2 separate regions of the Mus musculus genome follow, and region 1 is linked to region 2. A link is a loop called in an ENCODE intact Hi-C map of the cell type or tissue named here. Cell type or tissue: left cerebral cortex. All regions are shown on one strand. Links, peaks and the distances in the headings refer to the core of each region. The heading gives the core; the rest is flanking DNA. Region 1 overlaps Ankrd6 (ankyrin repeat domain 6). Region 2 holds the start of Lyrm2 (LYR motif containing 2).

Region 1 (4,389 bases), core at 242-4,241, 59 kb after region 2:
ATTGGAAGAAGGGAGTCTTGTTCTTGCTCCTTCGCCTGCTTGCTGTGTGAGACTGAGTAACTGCTAGATCCTTGGACTTCCATTCACAGCTACTACTGAACCATTGTTGGGAATTGGGCTGCAGACTGTAAGTCATCAATAAATTCCTTTATTTTATAGAGACTATCCATAAGTTCTATGACTCTAGAGAACCCTGACTAATACATTCACCCACCATAGATGCAAACTCTGCCCACACAAATGTGTATGTCAATGCTCACGGCTGTGGTGGAGTTTTAATAACAGCCCTAAACTAGAAGCATCCGGAAACGTCCATCAACTGGCTGAAGGACAGTAGTGATCCCCCTTTATCCACCATCTCACTCCCTATAGTAACCCATTGTCAGGGCCAATCACAATCTGAAATGGAAAATGGAAAATTCAAGAGAGAAAGGAATCTGGAGTCTGAAATTGCATGCAGTTCTGAGCAATGCTGCCCCCAGCCATCCAGCCAGGGACATTAATCACCCCTTTGTCCAGTGTGTCTGTCTGTGTTCTCCACCCTTCCTACCTGCAGATACTATGTGATTCTATGTGTGCTTACTATGTATCACTATCCAGTCACAAAAAGGAATGAAGTACTCACTCACTGCAGCATGAATAACTCTTGAGAACTCTATACTACAGGAAGGTAATCAGGACAGAAGACCATAATGTTGTGTGTCTAGTTAGGGTTCCTATTGTTGTGACAAAACACCAGGACTAAAAAGCCAGTTAGGAAAAGAGAATTTACACTTTCATATTTCATATTTCTGTTCATTATCAGAGGAAGTCAGGACAAGAACTCAAACAGGGCAGGAACCTGGAGGCAGGAGCTGATGCAGAGGCCCTGGACGGGTACTTTTTAGTGGCTTGCTTGCATGACTTGCTCAGCCTGCTTCCTTAAAGAACTCCGGACCAGCTGGGCAGTGGTGGCACACGCCTTGGGAGCACTTGGGAGGCAGAAGCAGGCAGATTTCTGAGTTCAAGGCCAGTCTGGTACAGAGCGAGTTCTAGGACAGCCAGGGCTACACAGAGAACCCCTGTCTCAGAAAAAAAAAAAAGAAAAAGAAAGGAAGAAAGAAAAAAAAAAGAGAAAATGTCCTACATTTTCTTACCCATAGCCCATCTTTTTTTTAAAGATTTATTTATTTATTTATTTATTACATGTAAGTACACTGTAGCTGTCTTCAGACACTTCAGAAGAGGGAGTCAGATCTCATTACGGGTGGTTGTGAGCCACCATGTGGTTGCTGGGATTTGAACTTCAGACTTTCGAAAAAGCAGTTGGGTGCTCTTACCCACTGAGCCATCTCACCAGCCCCCCATAGCCTGTCTTATGGAAGCATTTTCTCAATAAAGCCTCCCTCCTCTGATGACTCTAGCTTGTGTCAAGTTGGCATAAAATTAACCAGGTCACCCCATAATTCCATTTCTTTGTAATATCTAAAAAAGGAAAACTCATAAACAAACAGGAGGTCGATGATCACTGAGAGCTGGGGTGAGGTTGACTGGATAGATAACCTTTTCCAGGACGAGACTACATTGGTTTGCTCAGGCAGCCACATCAGAAATGCATCTTCCCCAAGGAAGTCCAAGATGAGGGCACAAACATGGATGGGTCCTGGTGAATTCTTCCTCTAGCTTACTGAGGACAACTTCTCACTGTGTGCTCAAGGGGCAGGAGCTCAGATGCAGGAGTGACTGAGACAGCTGAAGGGGGTGGGGTGGGTGGGGGGCAGCTCAATCCTAGCAGCGGCATGATAGTGTGAGCATTCTGCAAATTTCTGATTAGATTAATCTTGGGGCATGTAAAATATACCACAAAAAATCTGTGGATAAAAAACAAAAAGCAGCCGGGTGTGGTGGTGCACACCTTTAATCCCAGCACTCGGGAGGCAGAGGCAGGCAGATCTCTAAGTTCGAGGCCAGCCTGGTCTACAGAGTGAGTTCCAGGACAGCCAGGGCTATACAGAGAAACACTGTCTCGAAAAACCAAAAACCAAAACCGAAACAAAAAACAAAAAAACCAAAGCAATGAATGAGGTCTATTTAAGACATAAAATGAAAGAGCAGCCTATGTGGCTTTGACTAAGTTACTGTTATTATAACAGCCCTGAAAAGTTGATATTATTCTTGTATCACAGGTAGGGAAACTGAGGCTTAGAAAAGTTAAGCTAGTCACAAGAGTTTGCAAACACAGCAGAGTCGAATCCGAACCTGGTTTACCTGCTAACCTTTGCTGGGTAGCACCTCCTGGGCTGGCCACAGGAGGTGCCAGTTCAGGATCCTCATGCTAGCCTCAGACTACACTTGTAGACCTCTGGGGTGCCATGGACAACTGACAAGATTTTCTCTCTCAAGACCAGTATGCAGTGCAGAGGGACTGAGACTGACGGCTGACCAACATCTGGCCCAGAACGTCAGATACTAAGAGATGATGCCATGTGAAAAAAAAGAAACCATATCTCCATCTGTGAGGCTCTCTGGAGCGGAAGGCGGGAGAGCGTTGGACCAGGGCACCAAGGATGTAAGGTACATTTCCACCTGGACAGAAATGTCTTTAGGATGAGGAGAGAATATTCTCCGGGGGCTTCACGGTACTCAAGGCAGTACTGGAAGCTGGATACATTTGGATCAGCATTACTTCAACATTGAAGGGCCTGACTTACCTTATTTTTGCTTATTTTTGAGATTATCTATGTAGTCCAGGCTGTCTTCAAACTTAATGCTGGCACTAATACACCTGGCCAGGACCTACCTTTCTTGGGGTTTAAAACTGCCTTCAATCAACCGTTCCCTGACCTGCCATTGTACTGCCAGTTGATAAGGGATGAGCAATGTCTTACAAAGCCCCACAGTAGTAATGACAGGCATCTGGTCCAAGCTGCTAGATCGGATAGTGAGACCACAGTGGGGGCTTTCTGACCAAAGGCTGGTCCACCTTGCTAGGAGGCCTGTCTAATATGATTCCCACCCTCCACCCCCTGCTCACTGTTCAGTTAGTCTCTGTGAAGGAACTTCTTCTCCAAAGAGACAAATTGTCCACTGGCTATAGAAGTGGGTGGGAGAAAAGTCAAAAGTGATTTTCAGTGCTTTGTGTCCCCTCCCAAGCCTTCATCCCTTTACCAAAAGCCAGTTCTTTTAAAACTATGAACCAAACAACAGTTCTGCAGGCAACAAGAGGTAAGCTATTCCCAGAGAACAGCTATGGCGTTTTTTTCCGTGTTACCTTGGTAACGGCTACCTTGGCACCCTTGTTGATGAGCTGAACCACATTCTCTGTTTGGCCTTTGTACGCAGCTATGAGCAGGCGTTCTGAAAGCGCAGCGACCGCATCCTGCTGGCTCATGAATTAGGAGAGAAAGGGGCTCCCAGGAAAGCAAGCGGTGGGTCAGTTTCCTCAGCTCCACATGCAGCCTCGGGTGGGGCTGGAGTCCACAGCGAAAGGTGCTCGGAATCCTGAGGGATGCCTTTCTCACTACTCCATCTTCAGGTCCTAGGGGGTCACAAAACAAAGCGGCCATCAGCGCCACTCAGTACAAGAGGACAGACAGACAGTCCACACCACTGCTGACCTCATGGTGTCCCTCTGCTGCACAGCACAGGGGACAGGAAGCCAAAAGCACACTTCCACAGCATTTCAAAGTGAAGCAGCAGGGTGTGCCAACTCTCCACTTCCTCCCTCCTCAGGACCATTCTCCACGAGCCGGGCAGACCTGAGAGGCTGAGTTAGTACCCTGGGTAAAGAGGCCTGATGTAACCCAGGGTGGAGGGAGCAAAGGTCGGGGAATGACACGATTATATTTTAATTATTTTATAAAAAGAGGGGGTCTGGTACAGCTCCCTAGATACCTCCTGGTTGTATACATAACAACATGTACTGTGCATGATCAACCTTTAGACTTGAGGGCCAGGTTCCTATGAATCCACTATGGCTAACATGCACTCAGAGACCCTGATGGGCAGGGTGTCTCTGAGGAGACAGCCCTGTCCCCATTCCTACCCCCAGCAAACATGATTTCCTTCATCTTTTACCTTCTGCAAAGTCTCCTGCATTCTGGAACAGACAGAGAACCGAGCACAGCCCAGGGTCGAGCCCCGTTCCCAGCTGAAGAGACACTCCCCATGCGAAGAAGCTGGTGCCTCACTTAGTGCAGGCAGCGCTAGCACCGCCAGTTTAGGAACAACCCCTCCACAAACATCCCCCAACCCCGTGCTTAATGGCCACCACTTAAGGCAGAGCCTTAATACAACTCTAGACTCTGCTCAAGGAGCCCTGGTAATCTCTTTAGAACAAACCAAGTCAGGGATAGTGATTTCTCTGAGGCAGCGGGAGGAAGAGGGAGTCTTTTGTGTTTAAATCACGTT
Region 2 (4,389 bases), core at 294-4,293:
TTTAAGAGCACTGACTGCTCTTCCAAAGGTCCTGAGTTCAAATCCCAGCAACCACATGGTGACTTCCAACCATCTGTAATGGGATCCGATGCCCTCTTCTGGTGTGTCTGAAGATGACTACAGTGTACTCATATATATAAAATAAACACATTTTAAAAAATAAAATTAAAATAAAAGTCACTAAAAGAAGTGAGAAATGAAGTGACTAAGGTAATGTCTTTTTGTCCCGATCTTACCCTGCTTTGTGTTGGCTCAGGCACATATTTAGTCCCTTAAACCCCTTGAATCGTCACATCCATTATGGCAACACATTTGGGACTTTCCATGGCCTCAGATACATAATCAAAATATCTTCTGGTTGTGTAGTCAAAACAAATACTACCATATTCCTGACTTACACCTGACAATGATGGCATTGCGTCTTTTGTCTTTAAAAAGACTGTACGCTGAGCTTTGGCGCTGAGAGTTATTTGAGGCAAGAACCTACTCTCAGTCAATTAAGTAACACTGCATTGACCTTCAAAGCTTTCCTACTCAAAGTATAAATCTTTGAGACAGGGAGTATATATCTATATGACAACATTGCCTGTGGCTAACATGAGTGTAGAGAAAAGAATGTACAAAATACCTGTTCTCGGTGCCCAATTTAGACCCAGCACTAATTATGAATCTTATAAATATCCCCAGGTGATGTGGAAATTAGCTCAGTGCCTTTCCAAGGGTCATAGAAAATATCCTAACAAGAAACTACTGGATCTGCCAGAACAACAACATAAAAAGCAAAATTTATAGCTTGATACCTGGCCGAGATAAAACAAGACTGATCGAATTATTTAGACAATAAAAGACCCTGCATTCAAAAAGATTACTACAATGACCTGAGAAAGTCATGAATTATTTAATAAATGATCTTGAATTTTTAGTCTAGTGGCTGGAAAAGAACTTAGATCCATAGTGTGTCATAAATGAAAATAACTTACGTGGAGTAAATATAAAACTGATCATAATAATACACTTTTACAACAGCTGTGAGTAGAAGACAATATTGTAAAGTCTCAAAAGAAACAAATATGTTAGCCGGGCATGGTGGCGCACGCCTTTAATCCCAGCACTTGGGAGGCAGAGGCAGGCGGATTTCTGAGTTTGAGGTCAGCCTGGTCTACAGAGCGAGTTCCAGGACAGCCAGGGCTACACAGAGAAACCCTGTCTCGAAAAACCAAAAAAAGAAACAAATATGTTAATGTAGAGTTAAAGCTCTCTATATAAAGAAATTATCCAAGGGCCATTGAAATGGCTCAGACATTAAAGGTGCTTTGCCCCAAACCTGATGATACAGGTTTGATCCCCAACGTCCCATGTTAGAGAAAAATTGAAAAACCAAAACAAAACACGAGAAGCAGATTCAATAACCTGACTTCTGGGTATGTGATGTGGGGGACAAAAACAAAAAAGCGAGAGGGCACACGAGTAGGGAAAGCGCACGGAGTCGCAACGATCGAGGCGACCTGCGTGCTGTAGGATAAAGTGTAGAGAAAAAGAGAAGCTTCCAGGATGCAAACGGAATTTGCCAGCATAATGGCGGTCTTCTCAGTTATACACAGCAAGGGTGCTCAAAAGGCACACATTTTCTCCCCTCCCGTAAAAGCGACCGAGCTCCTGGGTTCTCCGCGGAAAACCCAGGACTCGCGCATCCGTCTCCTCCTTCCGCTTCCGTGACCAGGGTGCCCGAGGGCCACTTCCGCTCCTGAGCCGCAGCAGCTTCCGTGGGCAACATGGCGGCATCCCGCTTGCCTCCCGCAGCCCTGACGCTGAAGCAGGTACTGCTGATCTCTCAGCCCCGCGGAGGTGTCCTGTGTGGTCGCGCTCCCCCTGCGACCTGGCTCGCCGCGGCCACCGCGGGCCTCGGCCGACAGCCTCAGCCTCCCGAGGGCGGAGCTGCTAGGCGTGCCCCGCCCTCGCAAGCCGCCCGCCCGCCGGTCCGCAAGGATTCTCTCTTGTTCTGTTTGCTAGCGAGGACCAAAGGGCTATTTCTGCTTGCTGAGTGGAGCCGGCTGGTTTGTGGTAACTTGTCTTTCTCCTTCCCTTGAGCAGTTCATGAGAAGGCAGCAAGTTCTCCTCCTCTACAGAAAGATTTTGCGAGCGATTAGGCAAGTTCCAAGTGATTCTGACCGAAAATACCTTCAGGATTGGGCCAGGGAAGAATTTAAAAGAAACAAAAGTGCCACAGAAGAGGTGAGAGCAAGACCACGCTGGGGCCACGGCTCCTTTGTCCCATTGTATCACTGAGCTTGTGAAGTTTAGCGAACACCTTGGAATATGCCACAGAGAATTTGCTCACTGCCCACTGGGTATTTTACATTTGTTTTGCAGCACATCTGGCTTTGTATTGTGTAGCCTAGCGTCCAGCTTTCCACTTCACACTACTGTTTTTTTTTGGGGGGGGGGGGTGGATGGGGGGAGTGCCTTTTGGTGACAGGATTGAATGTAGTGCCTTGGGCATTGGTAAGCCCACAGCTACAACCTGTAACAGCCACTGTTGGTTCTTGACTGTACCAGATACAATAATAGAACTTTGCCGTGGTTAAGCTGGTAAAACAATGACTAGATTGTCCTTTCCTCCACAGGATACAATCCGAATGATGATAACCCAAGGCAATATGCAGCTAAAGGAACTAGAAAGGACGCTTGCCTTAGCCAACTCGTAACTGGAAGATTTTTCATGTGTTTTGCACAGGCTCCGAGCCACTGTCATAGAGCACCCAAAAAGGTGATAATCACTCTGATCAAGAATATAAGTGAAGCGTGTTAATATTTCCACTACAGTCCGTGGCTGTAATAATTAAACGTGAACTAATGTCAAGATGAGAGGTTGGAATCCTCAATTGCTCAGAGGGAAGGTGAAATGGCAGCCCCTTTGAAAAACAGACGACTAGTTAGCAATTCTTAGAAAGGCAATGAGGACAGGGCTGGTAAAGATAGCTCCTCATGAAGACTCTTGCTGCCAAGGACAGAAGTTTGGTCCCTGTGACACTCATATCGTGGAAAAAAAAAAAAAACCACTCCAGAAAGTTGCCCTCCGACCTCCACACAGGCACTGTGGCACACAAACCAAAATGAGTGTATGTTGTGATGTGATCACAAGCTGTTACAAAGTCAGATGCAGGACTGGCAGTGTACTGCCCTAGAAAAGTGATTCTCTTGCTGTGGGTCATGACCCCTTTGGGGCCAAACAACTCTTTCACGGGGGTCTAGTATTAGGTATTTATGATTCATAACAGCAATATTACAGTTATGAAGTAACAAAATTTTTACAGTTGTGGGTCACCATAAAATTAGAGCTGTATTAAAGGGTCACAGCATTAGGAAGGTTAAGAACTGGCTAGAAACAGCGCTAGATCTTGCTTGAATAACCTGCTTTGTCCTTCAGAGTTCTGAAGTGACTTTCTTCAGGTGTGACATGGTTTGATAACCATAAGACTGAGGTCTCGCGGAGCTTTAGTGGAAATAGCTAAGAACACCAAGAAGAGGGAGCACTGGGTGGGCAGTTCAGCTCCTGCACCTAACATCCTCATGAAATGATGAATCAGAGCACTGACTGCTCTCCCAAAGGTCCAGAGTTCAAATCCCGGCAACCACATGGTGGCTCACAACCGTCTGTAATGAGATCTGGTGCCCTCTTCTGTTGTGTCTGAAGACAGTTACAGTGTACCTATAAATACAATAAACAAATCTTTAAAAAAAAAAAAAAAGAATCATCATTAAGGAGCATTGTACTCTGCATTCTCCTGCAAACACTGGAAAAAGAAATAGGTCACAAAGTTGACAATTTAGTGGAATCTTTGAAAGTGACAGCTTGTTGATGAATCTGAACTTATACTGTGAACAGAAGGCCCATCAACACAGAGAAGCCAAACAGAGGCTGACTAGGATCCTGTGCTGGGGTGCCTGAAAAGACGTGCAGCAGCGCACTGTGCTGGAGCCTTAGGGCCCACGTGCAGTTCTGCATGAGAATGATCTCATGCTCTTAGAAGTCAGGTTTTTAAAAACTACATGGCTCATGCAAAAATAGCTGACAAGCATTGTGAACAACTTGAGGTTTCATTTTTGAAACAGGATCTCCCATTCTAATTCTCCACCCTCCACCTTCCAAGTGCCAGAATTACAGATGTGAGTCACCATGTGTTCTATCAAAGTCTTGAGGGAGAACGTTAAATAGTTCCCTTGGTGGTCTTCTTGACATGCAAATCCAAATAACTCCTGTTTAGTCTAAACTCTTCAGACTAAACACCACTCACTAGCTGTGAACAATGGTGGTTTGATGATGGTTCAGCAGTGGTGTACAGAGAATTCTATAAAGCTGTCAGAGGGCAAGCTGAGGCTTGATTTTTT

Evidence for each region. Hi-C counts contacts between places; a loop is a spot of excess contacts. Peaks named below come from ENCODE experiments on the same cell type or tissue, not always from the same donor. Only the 100,000 strongest peaks of a DNase experiment are listed, where the experiment ranks them.
Region 1: it touches region 2 in a loop (2.1-fold over the local background); 1 of 42 quality-filtered maps calls a loop at or near these places.

Annotation. Positions count from the first base shown.
Region 1 is chr4:32,857,072-32,861,460 of GRCm38, forward strand. It overlaps Ankrd6 (ankyrin repeat domain 6), which reads right to left. Exons shown (of 16, transcript NM_001012451.1): 2 at 3,251-3,517. The coding sequence starts at 3,370. Among named protein-coding and RNA genes, the nearest start is that of Lyrm2, 59 kb to the left of the region's middle. In left cerebral cortex, for the core only: a CTCF peak has its summit at 2,309; a DNase peak (open chromatin) is centred at 3,278; H3K4me3 peaks cover 355 bases; H3K27ac peaks cover 291 bases.
Region 2 is chr4:32,798,519-32,802,907 of GRCm38, forward strand. It overlaps Lyrm2 (LYR motif containing 2), which reads left to right and starts at 1,741. Exons shown (of 3, transcript NM_175364.4): 1 at 1,741-1,817; 2 at 2,092-2,232; 3 at 2,625-3,750. The coding sequence starts at 1,773. The coding sequence ends at 2,705. In left cerebral cortex, for the core only: no CTCF peak of the experiment used is centred there; a DNase peak (open chromatin) is centred at 1,825; H3K4me3 peaks cover 1,471 bases; H3K27ac peaks cover 1,057 bases.